Linked DNA regions of Homo sapiens: region 1 is linked to region 2. A link is an interaction called in ENCODE POLR2A ChIA-PET data of the cell type or tissue named here. Cell type or tissue: A673. All regions are shown on one strand. Each heading gives the region's core, and the rest is flanking DNA. Links, peaks and the distances in the headings are about the cores only. Region 1 has its middle 43 kb from the start of SLC29A4. Region 2 overlaps RNF216 (ring finger protein 216).

Region 1 (10,572 bases), core at 4,378-6,877, 400 kb before region 2:
CCTCCTGGGTTCAAGCAATTCTCCCTCAGCCTCCTAAGTAGCTGGGACTATAGGCACGCACCACCACGTCCGGCTAATTTTTGTATTTTTAGTAGAGACCGGGTTTCACCATGTTGGCCAGGCTGGTCTCGAACTCCTGACCTCAAGTGATCCACCCGCCTCGGCCTCCCAAAGTGCTGAGATTATAGCCATGAGCCACCTCGCCCCGCTGCTCGTGGTTTTCATAACCACATTGGCAAAGGGTGGGGATGGGCCAGGCTTGTTGTTTCGTGTGTCCCCTGCCCTACATCTTTGTAGACCAGACCTTTGCATGCAGGGAATGACCGAGTCACTTGTTTGAAATGTACATGAGGTGGCTCATGCCTGTAATCCCAACCCTTTGGGAGGCAGAAGCGGGCGGATCATCTAAGGTCAGGAGTTCGAGGCCAGCCTGGCCAACATGGCAAAACCTGTCTCTACTAAAAATACAAAAAGTAACCAGGCGTGGTGGTGGGTGCCTGTAATCCCAGCTACTCTGGAGGCTGAGGCAGGACAGTTGCTTGAAACCGGGAGGTGGAGGTTGCAGTGAGCTGAGTCATGCCACTGCACTCTCACCTGGGCAACAGAGTGAGACTGTCTCAAAAAAGAAAAAGAAAAAGAAACGGACATGTGACACCATGGCCAGCAAGCAGGAAATCCAAATGCGTTATTTTACAAGCGTACTTAAGAGAGAGGCGGGACCGTTCGGCTTCAGCTCTGTGGTGTTGGAGATGTAAAAAGAACGTGCAGGGAAACCGTGGGACTTCTGTTTGGGTCGCCTCCCTGCTTTACATAGAATTCTCTTTTTTATGACTTATTTCTTACTGAAAATATATCATGATAATCATTGGCCAAGCAGATAGGGTTTTTCTGACGTATCTTTTAGTTCTGACCCAGGTCATAACCCTTCACCTATGTCATACCTTTTCAATCTGTGGGTTTTTCTGAAGCACAAAAACAAAACAAAACCAATCTCAGGGTTTTGAGATGTGACCAGTTCTTACCCTTCCCTAATAACCAGCTAGGAAAGTCTCTAATTTAGAAAAATGAGGCCGGGCGCGGTGGCTCATGCCTATTGTAATCCCAGCACTTTGGGAGGCCAAGGCGGGTGGATCACAAGGTCAGGCGTTTGAGACCAGCTTGACCAACATGGTGAAACCCCGTCTCTACTAAAAATACATGGGCATGGTGGCATGTGCCTGTAATCCCAGCAACTCAGGAGGCTGAGGCAGGAGAATCGCTTGAACCCGGGAGGCAGAGTTTGCAGTGAACAGAGATCATGCCACTGCACTCCAGCCTGGGTGACAGAGCACAGCTCTGTCTCAAAAAAAAAAAAAAGAAAAAAGAAAAATGAAATCTTTCTAAAGTTCAGAATGTGAAGAGACTGTCTTGATTCCTCACCTCTACATCGTTTCTTTCTATAGTTAGTTATAATGTAAATAGATTCCTCTTAACACTTCATTTTAGGTGAAGCTGTTTTTGGTGCTGCCAGTGTGCGTGCATGTGTGTGTGTGTGTGTGTCTGTGAGTGTGTGTGTGTGTGCCTGCCTGAGCTTCAGGTGAACATACTGATTACATTCCCCCACCAAATCTGACTGAAAGCCCATTGCTATCAGCATTTTATAACACGCTAAAGAATTGGACGTGGTGGCTCACACCTATAATCCCAGCTTCTTGGGAGGCCAAGGCAGGAGGATCGCTTGAGACCAGCAATTTGAGGCAAGGCCAGTCTGGACCACATAGCAAGACCCCCTCTCTTAAAATTAAAACCTGTGTTCTATTTTTTTGTTGCCTACTCACAGGCTGAACATCTCATTTGTTTTTGTTTGTTTGGTTTGTTTTTGAGACAGTCTCACTCTGTCACCCAGGCTGGAGTGCAGTGGTGCGATCTCAGCTCACTGCAACCTCTGCCTCCCAAGTTCAAGCGATTCTCCTGCCTCAGCCTCCTGAGTAGCTGGGATTACAGGTGCCCACCACCACGCAAGGCTAATTTTTGTACTTTTAGTAGAGACGGGGTTTCACCACGTTGGTCAGACTGGTCTCGAATTCCTGACTTCGTGATCCACCCACCTCGGCCTCCCGAAGTACTGGGATTACAGGCATGAGCCACCGAGCCCAGCCTTAAACATCTAATTTGTACCAAATTGCCCTATAATTCTACCTAGAATATTATAGCAAAATGCCAGAAGCCTGACTAAAATCTTTTAAAGAAACCCAACTCGGCCAGGCGTGGTGGCTCACACCTGTAATCCCAGCACTTTGGGAGGCCGAGGCGGGTGGATCACGAGGTCAGGAGATCGAGATAGTCCTGGCTAACACGGTGAAACCCCGTCTCTACTAAAAATACAAAAAAGTAGCCGGGCGTGGTTGCAGGCGCCTGTAGTTTCAGCTACTCGGGAGGCTGAGGCAGGAGAATGGCCTGAACCCGGGAGGTGGAGCTTGCAGTAAGCCGAGATCGCCCACTGCACTCCAGCCTGGCGACAGAGTGAGCCTCCGTCTCAAAAAAAAAAAAAAGAAAAAGAAAAAAGAAAACAAAAAGAAACCCAGCTCTCCCAGGGTGGGGGGCATTACACAGGGGAGCCCCTCCGGGTGTCGCCGCAGCTGAATGATTGCGTTGGTGGAACAGCTGGCCCGCTTGTGCGTGGGCCAGGACACGGTGGACCTGTTCCGCCTGCGTTCTTGCCGGTCCATGTTTGGATTAGCATGTGAGTTTAAACATAGTGCTGATGCGGCGATTCTTCTAGAAGCACATCCTTCTCTGAGCTGAATTGCTTCATCACACACTTCCTTCTGGCTTGGGGAGTTCCTTTTCATCAAAGGCCAAGCCTTGTGTGTTTCGGTCCTGCCCATCTCCGTGCGGCCTGCGGGACGTTGGTTGGCGTGGAGTCTTCACAGCCGGCTGTCCAGGCTGGCAGCTCTCCCATCAGGGCTTCTCACAGCCACCGTCTGTCTGAGCAGACGCTGAGCATCGTGTCATCCCTCGGACACACACAAGACTCCACTATTCCCTGTGCTGATTTCTGTTTCTGTTACAGCTTCTGCTTCTGATTTTATTTTTTTTTTCTTTGAGATGGGAGTCTCGCTCTGTAGCCCAGGCTGGAGTGCAATGACATGATCTTGGGTCACTGCAACCTCCACCTCTCAGGTTCAAGCAGTTCTCCTGCCTCAGCCTCTGGAGTAGCTGGGATTACAGGTGCGCACCACCAAGCCTGGATAATTTTGCATGTTTCTGTAGAGACGAGGTTCCACCATGTTTCCAAGGCTGTTCTCAAACTCCTGGCCTCGGCCGGGCGCGGTGGCTCACGCCTGTAATCCCAGCACTTTGGGAGGCTGAAGTGGGCGGATCACCTGAGGTCAGGAGTTCGAGACCAGCCTGGCCAATATGGTGAAACCCCGTCTCTACTAAAAAAGAAAAAAAAATTAGCCTGGCTTGGTGGTGCGCCCCTGTAGTCCCAGCTACTCGGGAGGCTGAGGCAGAAGAATCACTTGAACCTGCGAGACGGAGGTTGCAGTGAGCCAAGATCACGCCACTGCACTCCAGGCTGGGCGACAGAGCAAGACTCTGTCACAAAAAACAAACAAACAAACAAACAAAAAAACCTCCTGACCTCAGGTGATCCACCCGACTCGACCTCCCAAAGTGTTGAGATTACGGGCGTGAGCCACTGCGCCCGGCCCTGTTGCTGCTTTTAGAAGTGGCTTTTTCTTCCTGTGCGACATTACTTTTTAGTGGGTCAGCGCAGAAATGTGCTTGGGCTCCCTGCGACGGCGAAGCACCTTTCCTCAAGGGAATCTGAAGACTTTTCCCTGCCTTTCCTCTCCCTCGGGGAGGTCCCCTCAGCGCCCTCCTCTTGACCTTCCCTGGTGCGTTTAGTGCTGAGCCTGTGCCTGAGCCTGGGGACCTGGGAGAGTTCGGACCGAAGTCCACCGAGGGCCGCAGAACGGCAGGGTTGGGGAACTGGCTCCCTGGCGCGCACAGCTCTGTCTGCAGGGCGCGGATCTGCGCTCGGTGTGAGGAGGCACGGTGCATGTTAAGTCGAGAAACTTCTAAACTCCGCCACCAGCTTTGGAAATAACAGCTGGGATTTTCTGCTTAAACCAGCATCCCAGAGCACACGGGTACTAACTAGCAGAAGCCCTAAGTAAAATGAAACGGGCTCTGAAGGAAGTCCTGGAGCCTCCTGCCCGCCTGCCCTCGCCATTCATTCAGTCCTGCAGTGACTCTGAGGAATGGCGTGGGCGGGAGGACAAGTCACCTTTAAAGCCAAGCACCCGGTGGGCGCAGAGGGTCCCGCCTGGAATCCCAGCACTTCGGGAGGCTGATGCGGGCGGATCACGAGGTCAGGAGTTCGAGACCAGCCTGGCCAAAATGGTGAAACCCCGTCTCTACTAAAAATACAAAAAATTGCCTGAGCGCGGTGGCTCACGCCTGGAATCGCAGCACTTTGGTAGGCCGAGGCAGGCAGATCACAAGGTCAGGAGTTCGAGACCAGCCTGGCCAACGTGGTGAAACCCCATCTCTACTAAAAATATAAAAAAATTGGCTGAGCGTGGTGGCGCGTGCCTGTAATCCCAGCAACTCGGGAGGCCGAGGCAGGAGAATCGCTTGAACCCGGGAGGCGGAGGTTGCAGTGAGCCGAGATGGCGCCACCGCACTCCAGCCTGGACGACAGAGTGAGACTCTGTCTCAAAAATAAATAAATAAATAAATAAATAATGCAGATATCTTTAGAAATATAAAATAGTATCCTAGGGGCCAGGCACAGTGGCTCACACCTGTAATCCCAGCACTTTGAGAGCCCGAGGTGAGAGGATTGCTTGAGGCTGGGAGTTGAAGACCAGCCTGGGCAACAGAGCAAGACCCCCGTCTTTACGAAAAATTAAAAAATTAGCCAGGTGTGGCCGGGCATGGTGGGTCACGCCTGTAATCCCAGCACTTTGGAGGCCGAGGCAGGAGAATCACAAGGTCAGGAGATCAAGACCATCCCAGCTAACACGGTAAAACCCCCTCTCTACTAAAAATACAAAAACTTAGGCGGGCGTGGTGGCGGGCGCCTGTAGTCCCAGCTACTCGGGAGGCTGAGCCAGGAGAATGGCGTGAACCCGGGAGGCGGAGCTTGCAGTGAGCCGAGATCGCGCCACTGCACTCCAGCCTGGGCGACAGAGCGAGACTCCAGCTCAAAAAAAAAAAAAAAAAAAAAAAAAAAAATTAGCCAGGTGGGCTGATATGCCCAGCTACTCAGGAGGCTGAGACAGGAAGATCACTTGAGGCCAGGAGTTCGAGACCAGCCTGGGCAACAGTTTGAGACCCGCCGCAGCCTCTACCAAAAAAAAAAATAATAATATTCTAGTTTACAAGCATGCTACAGTTACAAACTCTTCCTTGGTAAGATTTTCCTCCCCAGAGCGCTGTTGTCAGACTCCTGGAGCTGCTGAGGCCCTGCAAGCTGGGTAGACAAGGGAGGCAGGCCGGGCCAGGTGAGCTCCCCTGCACCCCTCCCCGCCCCCGCCCTGCCTTTCCTGTGTTTCTCTGGACCCTAACGCTGCGAGACACAGACGGATAGACCATCAGGACCTCAGGAGCCGCCTGAGTCTCCTCCCAACCCCGAGCTCTGAGGAGGGTGGATGGTTTTCTTCACGGCCACTAGGTGGTGGAAGTCTCCCAACTGTGCAGACATCTGCGGGGCTGGTGGGTTGGCGAGCTGTGGGGGAGGGTGCCCTGGTCAGACTGTGTCCTTGGGGGCTGGGCGGTCGCACCCGGGAGCTTCGCCAATGTGCTAGTTTGAATGAACTCCCAATGCAAAAATGGCAAACAGAGGCCGTGGAGAAACCTGGCTTCCTCCGACAATGGGAATTTCACTCTGTTCTCGTTACCGCCTGTGGATGAATGTGGGTCTCGGAGGGCGCCTCTCCCTCCGGGGAGAGGGTGACCTTGCCACAGTGGGACTCCATTCCAGCGGCAGCTCCCTCCCCTGTCTGTAGCCCCACGGCCTCCTGGCCGCCTGCCTTCTTATTGGCCACCCCTCCCCTCTCAACGACCTGTTTCCTAATCATGCCATTCCCCCGCGGGAGAGCCGATTCATCACCATTTAAAATGGTGAATCGATAAAGCCGGTCAGGCCGGGCGAGGTGGCTCACGTCTGTAATCCCAGCACTTTGGGAGGCTGAGACAGGCGGATCACCTGAGGTCAGGAGTTTGAGGCCAGCCTGGCCAACATGGTGAAACCCCGTCTCTACTAAAAATACAAAAATTAGCTGGGCATGGTAGCGGGCGCCTGTAATCCCAGCTACTCAGGAGGCCGAGGCAGAACACTAACTTGAACCTGGGAGGCGGACGTTGCAGTGAGCCGAGATCGCGCCACTGCACTCCAGCCTGGGCGACAGAGTGAGAGTGCATGTCAAAAAAAAAAGAAAGAAAGAAAAAGAAAAAGCCAGTCAGATCTAGAGAGGGCGACCGGAGCATCACCCCCAGACGGCTTGACTCTGAGCTCCTGACCTCAGCCTTCAGACAGAGGCTCTCCCAACACACACACACATAGACACGTGCGCACACACACACACACACACACACACACACCCCGCACCAGCAAACGCTGTCTGCTCTGAAGCAGGCACTGTGTAGTCTGATATGTCCCCGGGGAAGGAGGGTGGCCAAGCACAGACAGCTCCCGAGAGAGCCTGAGGAGAGAGCTGCCCAGCACCTCAGGATGGAGAAAGTGCTAGAGAGGCCCTTGGCTTCCCTGCATCCCACGGAGATAACAGCAGGTACAGGGAGTGAGGTTCGAGAGCAGTGAGTGTAAACCATAAGGCTCTGCCTGGGCAATACATGGTCCTTTCTCTCTTTTTTTTCCCTCCCTTCCTTCCTTCCCTCCCTCCCTCCTTCCTTCCTTTTTTTTTTTTTTTTTTGAGATGGAGTTTCACTCTGTCACCCATGCTGGAGTGCAGTGGTACAATCTCAGCTCACCGCAACCTCCGCCTCCCAGGTTCAAGCGATTCTCCTGCCTCAGCCTCCCGAGTATCTGGGATTACAGGCACGTGCCACCACGCCTGGGTAATTTTTGTACTTTTAGTAGAGATGAGGTTTCGCCATGTTGGCCAGGCTGGTCTCGAACTCCTGACCTTAGGTGATCCGCCTGCCTCGGCCTCCCAAAGTGCTGGGATTACAGGCATGAGCCGCTGCACCCAGCCTCATTCTTTCTTTTTTCTTTTAGAGTTCGGGTCTCACTCTGTCACCCAGGCTGGAGTGCAGTGGTGGGATCACAGCTCACTGCAGCCTCAACCTCCTGGGCTCAAGTGATCCTCCCACCTCAGTCTCCCAAGTAGCTGGGACTCCTGGTGCCCACTACTATGCCTTTTTGTAGAGGCAGGTTCTCGGTACATTGCCCAGGCTGGTCTTAAACTCCTGGGCTCAAGCAGTCCTCCTACCTCAGTTTCCCAAAGTGCTGGGAATACAGTCATGAGGCACCACACGCAGCCACCTACTCATTCTAAGACCATTCCTTCCCTGTGGTGGTGTTTATGAAATTGGAGTGTTAGGGGCGGGGCACGGTGGCTCACGCCTGTAATCCCAGCACTTTGGAAGGCCAAGGCAGGTGGATCATTCGAGGCCAGGAGTTCGAGGCCAGCCTGGCCAACATGGCAAAGCCCCGTCTCCTTTAAAAAATACAAAAATTAACCAGGCTTGGTGGTGCGTGCCTGTACTCCCAGCTACTCAGGAGGCTGAGGCACGAGAATCGCTTCAACCCAGGAAGCGGAGATTGCAGCGAGTTAAGATCGCACCCCTACACTCCAGCCTGGGTAACAGAGTGAGACTCTGTCAGAAAGAAAGAAAGAAAGAGAGAGAGAGGGAGGGAGGGAGGGAGGGAAAGAAAGAGAGAGAGAGAAAGATAGAAAGAAAGGAAGGAAGGAAAAGAAAGAGAGAGAGAAAGAAAGAAAGAATGAAAGAAAGGAAGGAAGGAAAGAAGGAAGGAAGGGAAAGAAAGAGAGAAAGAAAGGAAGGAAGGAAGGAAGGAAGGAAAAGAAAGAGAGAGAAAGAAAGGAAGGAAGGGAAAGAAAGAGAGAGAGAAAGAAAGAAAGGAAGGAAGGGAAAGAGAGAGAAAGAAAGAAAGGAAGGAAGGAAGGGAAAGAAAGAGAGAAAGCAAGCAAGCAAGCAAGCAAGCAAGAAAGAAAGAAAGAAAGAAAGAAAGAAAGAAAGAAAGAAAGAAAGAAAGAAAATTGGAGTGTTTCACAGCCCAGGGTCATTAATTTGGCCACCTGTCCCCTGGAAATCCGTAACTAAGTGACACCTTAGAATGAAAGAAACGCCTCATGGTGTGCACAGTGACCCATTGGCTTCAGGGCACTTTGCTCACAAAACACCCCTCCCCAAATAGAAGACTCTCCTGGGCAAGGTAACTCATCCCAGCTGGTGGCACAGGGCAGGACAGGGTTCAGTTGCTCCTGGCAGAGGCTGAGGGAACAGGGCCGGGGGAGGCCCCTGCTGTCCTTGTCTGAAGAGCCAGGATCTGCATAGCTCCCCACCCTCAGCCACCCCACCCTGGCTTCCCTGGGCCCCTTCTGAGATGCAGAGATGCGTTCTGGGATTGGCCACCATCCACCCCCAAGCCCAGACCATGGCACCATGCCCCAGGCTGCCTGCGGCCCTCTTCTTGACAGACTCGCAGTCAGGTCCCTGCAGCCTCCTTGGTGCTGACAAATGGCCCCCAGGAGGGTCCCTGGCCACTGCCCCAGAACCCACCATGGGCCCCGCGTCCTGGCCGCTGGCCAGCTCTGTCATTTATGTCCTTCTTGACCTTCGTGGGAGCGCCCAGGCTGCTCCATTCTGTCCTGAAACCTACACCAATGCAGAACGTCACTGTGGTTGGCAAAGTCACTCTGTTTGCTTCAGGTGGGCACCGCAGGCAGGGCTGAGGGCTGTGGCTGCCGTGTTGCCGGCAAAGGAGAAAAACCCGCAATTTGTTCAGACGAGCTCCTTTGCTTAAGGCTCTGGGGAGCATCTTTTCTGGTTATTTTCAGCTTTCTGCTCCTTTTGAGGAAGTTCAAGGGATCAGCTCCTGTCCCCACCCCCTGACTCCAGGGGTCAGACTGTGTCAGTGTTCTGGGGGTCCCTCTTAAGGAGGCACCCCAAATCTGGAAGAACCTCTGGGCTCCTAGAAAGATGAAGACACGTAGAGCTGTGCCCATCACTGGGCAGTTTCCATCAGAGAGGGCTTTGGGGCTTCGGAGCACGGGTCCCTCCCCAGGCCCTGTCCTCCAGAAGGATTTGGATGGGGTCATCGGAGAGAGAGAGCTCGTCCTACATGGCAGCAAGTGGCTCTTTTCACAAACTGTCCCTGCCCCTAGCTGGGCATAGTGGCACGCACCTGTAGTCCCAGCTACTGGGGAGGCTGAGATGGGAGGATCACTTGAGCCCAGGGTCTCGATCAAGGCTGCAGTGAGCTATGATCGCACCACCACATTCCAACCTGGGGGATAGAGTGAGACCCTGTCTCAAAAACAACAACAACAACAAAACAACAAAAACCAGTCTCTAGCCAGGCACAGGGGCTTACACCTGTGTAATCCCAGCACTTTGGGAGGCCAAGGTGGGTGGATCATCTGAGGTCAGGAGTTCAAGACCAGCCTGGACAAGATGGCAAAATCCCATCTCTACTAAAAATAGAAAAATTAGCCGGGCATGGTGGCAGGCACCTGTATCCCAGCTACTCGGGAGGCTGAGGCAGGAGAATCGCTTGAACCTGGGAGGCGGAGGTTGTGATGAGCTGAGATCATGCCACTGCACTCCAGCCTGGGCGACAGAGTGAGCCTTTATCTCAAAAAAAAAAAAAAAAAAAAAGAAAAGAAAAGAAAAGAAAAGAAAGATCACCTGTAACTGCCAGTGCCAGAGCTAACCTGGGGTTAACACTGCTGTGTGTTTCCTTCTGGTGACTTTTCTAACAGAGAGAGCCTGTTAGGAGCTGATTTATTCACATTAGTATGTAGCCCCACAATGATTGTGTGTTCTCCCTGCGTTACTAATGGGAATCTTTTTTTTCCAATCCCAAAATTGGAATCCATTGTCTGACAACACATTTGTGTGTTGGACAAAAGAGGCTGCCTGGAAAGGGTGCATGCTGAGTGATAGGAATGCAGGAGGTACTTGAGAGGCTTGAAACAGGCCGGGCGCAGTGGCTCACACCTGTAATCCCAGCACTTTGGGAGGCCGAGGCGGGCAGATCACGAGGTCAGGAGATTGAGACCATCCTGGCTAACACGGTGAAACCCCGTCTTTACTAAAAAATACAAAAAAATCAGCCGGGCGTGGTGGCAGGCGCCTGTAGTCCCAGCTACTCAGGAGGCTGAGACAGGAGAATGGCATGAACCTGGGAGGCGGAGCTTACAGTGAGCCGAGATTGCGCCACTGCACTCTACCTGGGCGACAGAGCAAGACTCTGTCTCAAAAAAAAAAAAAAAAAAAAAAAATTAGGTGTGGTGGCAGGTGCCATTAGTCCCAGCTACTCAGGAGGCTGAGGCAGAAGAATCGCCTGAGCCCGGGAGGCAGAGGTTGCAGTGAGCC
Region 2 (10,572 bases), core at 5,930-8,429:
TCTGGAGTCAAGTCCCTCAGGAAACATTCCAGGCATATGAGCATCACCATCCTGTGAAGAGGACACTTGGAAAAAGGCCACGCTACAAATCTAGGACACACCTAGGCTGCTGGGAGAGGGGAAAAATAGAAGGAAAGAGGATGAGGAGGAGCCAGGGGCTGAGCTGGATCACAGCACAACTGTCCTGCTGTCTCGGGGCTGAGTCACAAACAGGAAACCCTGGTGGTAGAGCTGCCTGGATGGCAGGGTGAACTCATTTTAAAGCAGTGCTGGCTTCTTCAAGAGAGGCTGCTGGCGTCACGGGAAGAACTACAACTCTGGGGCTCCAGACCTGGCTTGAGTGCATATGCAGCTCTACCCCCACTACCTAACCTGGAACCCACTCCTTTCCAAAACAGGTTAGGGTGAGAAGCCAATCATCTCGTACCTTTTTTTTTCCCTCTAGACAGGGTCTTGCTCAGCCCAGGGTGGAGTAAAATGGCGTGATTATAGCTCACTGCAGCCTTGAACTCCTGGGCTCAAGTGATCTTCTCACCTTAGGCTCCCCGAGTAGGTGGGACTACAGGTGTGTATCACCATGCCCAGCTAATTTTTAATTTTTCTTATAGAGATGGTGGTGGAGGGGGAGTTCTCACTGTGTTGTCCAGGCAGGTCTCAAACTCCTGGCCTCAAGCCATCCTCCCACCTCCGCCTCCCAAAGTGCAGGGATTACAGGTGTGAGCCACTGCACCTGGTCTGATCACTCTTATAAAGCGCCAAGCACAGTGACAACAACAGTAGTTAACATGCACTGAGAGATTACTATGCACCAGCCCCTGTCTACACACCTCACATGGACCTCAGTTTCACCACAGCTCCCTGAGTCAGGCACTATGAACTGATTGCCACGCTGCAGATGAGGAAACCCTGGCACAGCGAGGTTGTGACCCAGGCAATCTCGTCTCAAAGCCTGAGCTGTTAACCACATAACCCCTCAGGTTTCTGAATCGGAACTTCTGGCAAACCTGACTGGGGGCCTGAGAACACTGCTGTCGGGCTGGGAGCGTGTGTCAGAGGCAACTGTTCTAAGGTGTGCTTTATTCTATAAAGAGTGCAGAAACACAAGAGGGTTCCTTCTGAGAAGAGCAGAATTCTGAAACCTCCTTTCTCCCCTTACAAGACGTAACAGGACAAAACAAAACAAAACACTTCTACTCAAGGAAACAAACAGCCAAAACGCAGAGCAAGGGGCTGTGTTTTGGAAATTTTTAGGGAACAATCCTCCTTTTCTCAGGCTCAGCTTACCCAGAAGTGCATGTGCCATCCCCTGAAACAGCCCACTTGTCGGCCTCTGGTCCCTGGCACTTGTCCTTTGGGATGAAAGCCAGTAGATTCCTCTTGCCCAGAGTGGGAGTGGGGAGCTTGGGAAAGCTCATAACCCTCATCTCTTGAGCCAGAAATCTAAGCTGCACATGGGGGCCCAGCACTGAGGTGAGAGGCTGTAGTGCCTCCCTGGGTCACTGGTCTCCAGTGGCCTCTGACCAGGTGCTGTTCTCAGCTCACTGGTTTTGGTCCATCTCAAAGGCAGAAGCGAATGCTTCAAGATTTCCTTGCCTGACATGTTTTCTCCTGACACTACCAAGTTACTTGAATCCCATGGGGGTCCCATGACATTTTCTCTTTCTGGCCTCTTCTCGTCACAAAAAACTCAGGGATTTGGTTCTCATCAACATAAAAAAAAAAATGCCATTATTTCTTTTCCTTATACATATTGATTAAAACAATCTTGGGAAACATTGAACAAAACAACACAGCTAAAATCAGCCGTAATTCCTCACCAGAGATCAATCCTGGGAACATTCTGATATCTTTTCCATTGGCTGCTTTTATATCCACACTTCACTGTCAAGCCCACTCAGATTCCATTGTAGAAGGTCACGCTCTGCCCCCACGAGGTCCTGCTGCCTTGTACGGATTGCTTAGCTCACACCCCCTTCTCCACGCCACGGGAGGCTGGCAAGGATTTCATAAGAGGACCCTGAGGCTCAGAAGATGCAGAGAGTGGCTGGACCACCAAGGTGGGCAGTGTGCTGAGGCCAGGGCAGGAGGTCTGGACTTGTAGGTTCCAAGGATGGCCGGCAGTTCTCAACTCTGCATGGCTCAGGCTGGGTTGCTGGGCTCACCCTGGACAGCGGTCTATAGAGGTTCACCTGAACCTATTTGAGATCTGAGTTCCTGTTCATGCCATTTGCCCTGGCCAGTGGGGGCAGGAGGGGCTGCTGGCTGCATCTTTACTCGCTGCCACAGATCCATGACAGACCATGGTGCATCCCCTCGAGGGCTGCAGTCTCTGTGCCTCATCCTTGGTTTCTGGCACAGGCCTTAAGAAGGACCCAGCTGGCCTGAATGAGTTCTGTCTCTGCTCTCCTTCTGGCCCCTCCTAATCCCAGTGAAAACTTTCAAATGAATTCTCAGCACAGCTCCTTTCTGATGAGCAAGGCCAGGCTGAGGTGAGAGGGAGTGGATGCTGATCAGCGACCAAGGTGTCCCTGGATCAGCAAGGGCTCAAAAGAACAAGCGTAATGATGTGTCAGGCCAGGGTAGAAGTTAGCCCTCCAATCACCTGATGTCAGGGGTTCGAGACCAGCCTGGCCAACATGGCGAAACCCCATCTCTACTAAAAATACAAAAATTAGCCAGGCGTGGTGGTGGGTGCCTGTAATTCCAGCTACTTGGGAGGCTGAGGCAGCAGAATCGCTTGAACCCGGGAGGCACAGGTTGCAGTGAGCCAAGATCACGCGACTGCATTCCAGCCTGGGCGACAAGAGCAAAACTCCATCTCCAAAAAACAAAACGAAGCCCTCCAGTGCCCCATCGCTACTCCAGAAGGTGTACCTATGGATCACAGTGGGATCCAATGAGTACCATGACGAAGCACACGAATGGCACCACAGTGGGCAGTGCACCCCAAATGCAGTGTCAAGGACAAAGGGTCAAAGCAGAGAGTGAAACGGGAGTCTCACCCACCCAGCGGAACTGGAAGAGCACTTTCTGTTTTTTTTGAGACAGAGTCGTGCTCTATCGCCCAGGCTGGAGTGCAGTGGTGCGATCTCTGCTCACTGCAACCTCCGCCTCCCGGGTTCAAGTGATTCTCCTGCCTCAGCCTCCCAAGCAGCTGGGAGTACAGGCGTCCGCCCCATGCCCAGCTAATTTTTGTAGTTTTAGTAGAGACGGGGTTTCACCATATTGGCCAGGCTGGTCTCGAACTCCTGACCTTGTGATCCACCCGCCTTGGCCTCCCGAAGTGCTGGGCTTACAGGTGTGAGCCACTGCGCCCAGCTGGAAGAGCTGGAAGTAAGGCCGGGTGCGGTGGCTCATGCCTGTAATCCCAGCAATTTGGGAGGCCTAGGCAGGTGGATCATTTGAGGTCAGGAGTTTGAGACCAGTCTGATCAACACGGTGAAACCCCGTCTCTACTAAAATACGAAAATTAGCTGGGCCTGGTGGCGTGCACCTGTAATCCCAGCTACTCAGGAGGGTGAGGCAGGAGAATCACTTGAACCCAGTAGGTTCAGGCTGCAGTGAGCCGAGATCACATCACTGCACTCCAGCCTGGGCGACAGAGGGAGACTCCCTCTCAAACAAAACAAAACAAAACAAAACAAAAACAAGGAAATAAGCGGATTGCATTTTAACAGGGAGGGAGATTTGTTTCCTTTCCTTGAATTCCTTTGAGCTCAGCAGGGCGCAGAAAGAACTCAGCCTGACACAGAAGACTCTGGCTTGCTGCCTGCTGCATGCAGGTAGGGTGGGTGGGAGGAAGACGCAGCAAGAGCTTGTGGGGATGGCAAGCACCCGGCCTTTCCAGAAACGTGCTGCACTTGAAGACGGCAAGTGAGGTAGAATTTACCAGAGAGGTTTTAATTAAGAAGAGAGAAACAAAACATACACAAACATCCTCCCTTAGCTTGTCCCTCCACAAATATGCCCCACAGTTCTGTCCACGCAGCAGGGTATAGACAGGAGAAAACGAAGAAAGAGAAACTATGAGTGATTAAAAAGGGGAAAAGATTCAATTTATTTTCACAAATCAGATATGAACAGTAATCAGCAGCCACAGGCTGACTGTTCCCAAAATAACCATTTGAGCGCTTGGCACAAAACTATTTTTGCCAAAGCCTTTACGGTCCTTTTGAGACTTTTTTTCCAACACTTCTGGTCCCCAGGGCTGGCTGTCCACGTGCCTGCTGGCCAGCCTCCTGTGACCATGGGGGAAGAACGGGTGGCTTTTCTTCTTCATTGCACTTTTCCTCCCCTTAGAAAGCTGACTGGGAATTGCAAGTCGACTGGTGCTTCCCCTCTGAGATTCTGGGGGTGGGTTGGGGCTGGGATCCAGGTCATGTGTGGCCACAGCTGTTGTTAATAAACTTGCAATGATTTCATGAGAGGCTTCCAAAGAGCTTAAGATTTAGTTTCAAATTATTCCCAGATTAGCCACAGATCGCCTGAGCAACGGCAGACCCTTAGCCCCCACCCCTTGCTGTCCCCAGCAACAGGAAGTTGGGGGAGGGAGCAGCAGAGCTTGGAGTGGCACATGCTGCGCAGCTGTGGCTGGGAAGGGCAGGGAGGCAGGACAGTGTGCTGGGGAGGAGCAGAGACTTCACGGGCTCAGGGCTGGCCCTGGCTTCTGCAGCCACCTCCTCAGGTCAGACAAGCCCAGCACCCAAATACCACTATCTGGAGCACTTCCCCCACAAGGACCTGGAGATGGGGGCAGAATGTGGCCATGTTTTGCGTCCCGTCAGGGTCAAGTGCTCACCCAGGGGCCTGGTGGGATCTGCTGAAGACATGTAGCAACAAGCACCAACAGGCCGTGTGTACTGGACTGTGCTGCCCTGCTTGGGAAAGCCCTCAGTGACATCGAAACCCTGTCTGGGACACTGCTGGGGTAGCAAAACTGCCAGGGCCCCTTTCTACTATTTGCAGCTTCATTCATCCATGGGGAAAGAGTCTGGCGAGGTCCCCACCCCTCTGCAAGGGCTACCTGGTTCATGGGGCTCAGGGACCCTATGGGCACCTAACGACCATGTATTTGTGGCAGGAGCCAGACACTGGTTGGAAGACCTGGGCTCACATCCTGGTCTCACCAAGCTAGGGATCCTGGGCTAGTGACCTACACATCATCTCCCTCATCTGCAAAATAGGAAAGCACTGCCTCCCAGTCCCATGCAGTAAAAATCACACTGCATAGCACGCTCACATGGTGTTGGCTGTGTGGCTATTAAGAGGAAGATGAAGAAACCGAGGTCAGTTTTGATGACAGATCAATGATCACACCCACCCCACTAACTTCACTTTTTTTTTTTTTTTTTTAACACACAATGATATTTATGACAGTGATGAGAAATAACACGCCAAAGCCAGCTGTGGAAGCTGGGTGATGGGACAATCTGGGGGCTCACTTTACTCTTTTGTAGAATAAATTTTTAAGGTTAAGGAAAAAATTCTGAAGCCAAAAATCAGTTTCCAACCTAAAAGTCTAAAATACCTTTCCTTACCAGGTTTCTGCGTTTCCTCATCAATCCTCCCTTTCACAGCCTTCCTCCCTAATTCCAACAACATCATGTCCTTTCCCCTGCCGCTTAAGCCAGGGTCCCAAAGGTCCCCAGGACTTTCTGCATGCCTGATCCACCAGGGAGATGCTGCGCTGGCCTGAGGGGAGAAGGCAGGCCTGGGAATACTCCGAGGACAAATGACCCGGGTGGAAACCCAGGCTACCATTTACTGGCCACAGTCTTAAGCAAGTAAAACCAGGATGATACATCTGCCTTCGAGCACTGCTACAGAACTGAATGTATTAACATCTATAAATGTTAGGCTCAGTCCACTGCTGGTTTGGAAAAATGAGTGTCTCTTAACCAAATGGCTAGGCGATAATTGTACCAAATTAAACTGGCTGTAAAAGCCCTAGGGTTTTATTTGAACTGGACAGGTTTCAAACTCTTACATTCAAAAGACAAAGACACTGTAGAAAACAATTCTCTGTAGTTTCTCGTAGCCAAAACCCAAGACAAACACGGACTTTGTTTTGTATTGAAAGAGAACATGCTGTTTTAAGTTTTGCCATACTCTCAAATCCAGACTGCCAGGTGCCTGTTCCTCTCACAATTTGCTCCCCACCTCAGCTACCACTCCTGTGGCCATGCAAGGACCAGTCAGTATATTCACGTTCAGTAAAGTTCCAGGATCACTCTTCCCCTACTGCAAAATAACGTCTGTTCACTTATGTGTCAAGAGCTGGCTTTCCACTCTGCTCCCTAATCCAGAAAACTGTGGTATGCTGTGACTGTTCGCTTCTGGTTTTTTGCTTCCTAAAGAAGACACCTTCTTTATAAGACTCTTAGTTGAATGCTTTTGGCTTCATTTTGATAACTAACAGAGAAAGAAAGTTACTGTTCACCACTTGAGCTCTTACTGTGGAGTGGTAGTTCAGGTTCCCAAGCAATCCCTAGTCATTAAGGATGAAAACTCAACTTCCCTCCAAAACCATGATGGGACAACTCCCTCGCTGACAAATAAGAGATTCTTCCTGGCCCTGCTGGTTAATTAAGCCAGAGAACAGGCTTGTGTGACAGTGCATGCTTTGTTTCACTGAACTTCTGAATGGCTTTGTGTTCTCAGAAGCCCCAACAGATGCTGGGTTGGAATTCGATCGGTCTCCTGGTGAGAATCAAGGAAACGGGGCTGATCGCTGTTTTGATGGGAACGGGACAAACGGAACAGAATCTCCGGCTGTGGCTATCAGAGGAAATTGGAGGGATTTGTATTTGCCTGACCTTCCTTTCAAACTTTATTTTGAGCAAATCTAGAAACTTTCTCAGGTTAGAAGATGACGATCCAACAAGAAAACAACAAGGCAGTGCATGCTATGGCACCCAAACAAGGAAAAAGCACATGAGAAACCCACACCATCAATCCCAGGCATGGGAAGCAACGGGAGGAGGCAGCAGAAGACACAGAACGAGGAGGAGAAGAAAGAAAAAAGTGCTGAGAATAGGCCAGACTGTTAACACCCACCCTCACGCTAACTCCCACTCTGCCCTTTGTCTCTAGAGATGAAATACTGCCTGTGGAGCTCTTCATAGCTCCAGCTGAAAAAAAAAATCTATTTTTTCAAGATTCATGAAGTTCCTAGAGATGGTTGCCTCCCACTGTGCTAGCTGCCAGGGGGCTGAGGAGGTGAGTCAGCAGAAGGGCTGTGCCTGGGAATGTCTGTCACACAGGGGCACGGCCTGCCTTGTGAGCACTTCCCACTGTGGGCTGCACCTCCCGATCACCCAGCAAAAGAAGGATGACTCGGGCTTGGCTTTCTATGTACAAAAAGCCTCCTTTTCTTCCACACATCTCCTTAGTGACAGGAGGGCAGGCTAGCTAAGGGTTTCACTGGGTCATAAGCTTTGTAATCTGAGTGATTTTTAGGGGTCTCTTATCCCAGCTTCCCACCCAGTTAGGAGCTTGTTCCGTGATAGAACATTCCTGAAATAGAGAACACCTGGTTACCACAGAGGACTCACATCTTTTCAAAACCATGAGTAGCTCTCAGGATTATACATTTCTTTCCCTTTTTTTGAGACATGGTCTCACTCTGTCACCCAGGCAGAAGTGTAGTGGCGCAGTCAGGGCTCACTGCATCCCTAACGTCCCGGGCTAAAGCAATCGCCCTGGAAGGAGCTGGGAACACAGGTGTGCACGCACCACCACCCCTGGATAACTTTGGGATTTTTTGTAGAGATGGAGTTTTGCCATGTTTCCAAAGCTGGTCTTGAACTCCTGAGACTCAAGAGATCTGCCCGCCTTGGGCTCTCGAAGTGCTGGGATTACAGGCATGAGCCACTGCACCAGGCCAAATTACGCATTTCTTTTTCTTTAAGATCAAGTCTTGTTCTGTTGTCCTGGGTGGAGTGCGGTGGCGCGATCTTGGCTCACTGCAATCTCTGCTTCCCAGGTTCAAGTGATTCTTGTGCCTCAGGCTCCCGAGCAGCTGGGAGGCCCTCCCCGCAACAACCTGTAGTGGCTGCGCAGCAGCCCCCTTGGATGGGCCCCACACCCTCTCCTTTGCCGCAGTCCCCACTATGCCTTCCTGCCTCCTAGACCCAGACGTCTGGATGCTCCATCCAGACATCATTTCTGCTACCACCTGCCCCTGTGGTAACTTGGGTCTGTGACCCCAGCAATCCATACTGTTTGTTTTCGATGTGAAAATCTTCCTGTTTCTTTTCTTCCATGTTTTAAAGTGTAGATATATATAGAATTACTTTTTGTACAATTCTAATGTAAGCATATATAAAATTTGACATATCTCCTGTTTTTTGGGATATTTAAATGGTGTTTCTAAATTTGTACAACTTTAAACAACTCAGTGAACAGTGTTGCAGACAGAACTTTGTGAACTTGTCCAACTGTCTCCTGCGGATAACCTTTTCTAATTAAGAGGAACTCCCAGATCAAGTACACGCACTACATCTTCGGATCTGTACACAGTAACTGCCCACTATGCCCAATTACAGTGTAGCAGATGCCAACAAATCTGAAAACTACCTACCAGCAGCCAGGTACTATTTTCATTTCCATTTATTTGATTATTAGGGGTGGCTGTTAGCCAACTCCAACAGATTGTGGCCAGGTAGAAAAGCAAGCATTTTTTTTTTTTTTTTGGGGGGGAGACAGGGTCTTGCTCTGTCACCCAGGCTACAGTGCAGTGGCAAGAACATGGCTCACTGCAGCCTTGACCTCCCAGGCTCAAATGATCCTCCTGCCTCAGCCTCCCAAGTAGCTATGACTACAGGTGAGCACCACATCTGGCTAATTTTTGATATTTTGTAAAGATGGGGGTCTCACTATGTTGCCCAGGCTGTTCTTAAACTCCAGGATGCAAGTGATGCTCCTGCCTTGACCTCCCAAAGCTTACAGACATGAGCCACTGCACCTGGCCAGCAAGCAGCTTTTTTCCCTACTTATAATTTTTTTAAACTTCCTCTGTCCATTTTTGAGTTGAGGTGAATAGACCATAGGGAGACTCCTCAGTATAACATCTTCCTCCACAGACATTCTGGCTGGGTCTGTGATGGCTACTTCTTCCCGTCTCACTTGCAGTTGAGGAAGAATGTCATTAAGTTCTGGCTGATGGGACTGAAGCAGAAGTGACCTGTTGCAGCTTCTGGAAGCCTAACATTCCTTAAGAGATAGGGAAGCAGGCTCTTTAGCCTCACTGCAGCCCCTTTGCTGCTTGGAATGTGGATTTATCAGCCAGAGCTCCTTTTCAGACAATGACCTCATGTGATCCTTGGCTATGATCTAGGGGTGGCAGAGTAGAATGCTGGAAGCAACTGGATCCCAGATAAGAGCTGCTAGCCCACCCCTGGGCTGTTCATCTCTGTACTTACACATAGAGGAGAAACACACTTCTGTTTTCCTTTTTTTTTGAGAACCCAAAGTGCCGGGATTACACCCATGAGCCACCACACATGGCTCCACATTTTTTTTTTTGAGACAGAGTCTCACATTGTCACCCAGGCTGGAGTATAGTGGCACGATCTCAGCTCACTGCAACCTCCGCCTCCTGGGTTCAAGCAATTCTTTCTCAGTCTCCTGAGTAGCTGGTATTACAGGCATCCAACACCATGCCCGGCTAATATTTATATTTTTATTAGAGACAGGTTTCACCATATTGGTCAGGCTGGTCTTGAACTCCTGACCTCAGGTGATCCACCCGCCTTGGTTTCCCAAAGTGCTAGGATTATAGGCATGTGACACCGTGCCTAGCCTTAATTTTTTTTTTTTTTGAGACGGAGTCTCGCTCTGTCGCCCAGGCTGGAGTGCAGTGGCATGATCTCAGCTCACTGCAAGCTCTGCCTCCTGGGTTCACGCCATTCTCCTGCCTCAACCTCCTGAGTAGCTGGGACTACAGGCGCCTGCCACCACGCCCGGCTAATTTTTTGTATTTTTAGTAGAGACGGGGTTTCGCCATGTTAGCCAGGATGGTCTCGATCTCCTGACCTTGTGATCCACCCGCCTCAGCCTCCCAAAGTGCTGGGATTACAGGCGTGAGCCACCGCGCCCGGCCAATTTTTTTTTTTTTTTTTAATGAGATGGGGGTCTCACTATGTTAACCAGGCTTGTCTTGAACTCCTCGGCTCCAGCGATCCGCCCACCTTGGCCTTCAAAAGTGCTGGCATCACAGGCGTGAGCTACTGTGCCTGACCCTCTCCCCCAGTTTTTCATGTATCCCTAATCTTTGTTTATGATGTCATTTGCCAGTGAGAATTTATTATTTTTTAGTCTGGCCTTGATGTAATGCAAGAAAAACCTTATCTTCTCCAAGATTATAAAAGTCATTCCCTTCATGCTGTCCTCTCTCTCCCCAGCGTAGTAGCTAGTGTGACCTGGGAAACATAGCCCCTACAATGCCCTGAAATGGCTCTCATCACACTCCAGATCTGAGGCCGGCCCCTGGGCCAATCGCTGTCACCTCCCTGTGGCTCTCTCCACCTGCAAACCTCACCTGCTTTCTTTCCGATCCCCAAACAGACCCTA

The links. Peaks named below come from ENCODE experiments on the same cell type or tissue, not always from the same donor. Only the 100,000 strongest peaks of a DNase experiment are listed, where the experiment ranks them.
Region 1: POLR2A ChIA-PET joins it to region 2 with 14 read pairs; 3 of 35 experiments call an interaction of 5 or more read pairs at or near these places.

The regions. Positions count from the first base shown.
Region 1 is chr7:5,234,703-5,245,274 of GRCh38, forward strand. No RefSeq gene overlaps it. Among named protein-coding and RNA genes, the nearest start is that of SLC29A4, 43 kb to the right of the region's middle. RefSeq lists a silencer at 1-30 and enhancers at 5,516-5,810, 6,284-6,373. In A673, for the core only: a CTCF peak has its summit at 5,663 (motif pointing right); a DNase peak (open chromatin) is centred at 5,669; H3K4me3 peaks cover 1,177 bases.
Region 2 is chr7:5,629,957-5,640,528 of GRCh38, forward strand. All of the region lies in intron 15 of RNF216 (ring finger protein 216), which reads right to left. Among named protein-coding and RNA genes, the nearest start is that of FSCN1, 42 kb to the left of the region's middle. RefSeq lists enhancers at 2,331-6,957, 4,380-5,299, 9,405-10,269. In A673, for the core only: no CTCF peak of the experiment used is centred there; DNase peaks (open chromatin) are centred at 6,635 and 7,175; H3K4me3 peaks cover 392 bases; H3K27ac peaks cover 2,500 bases.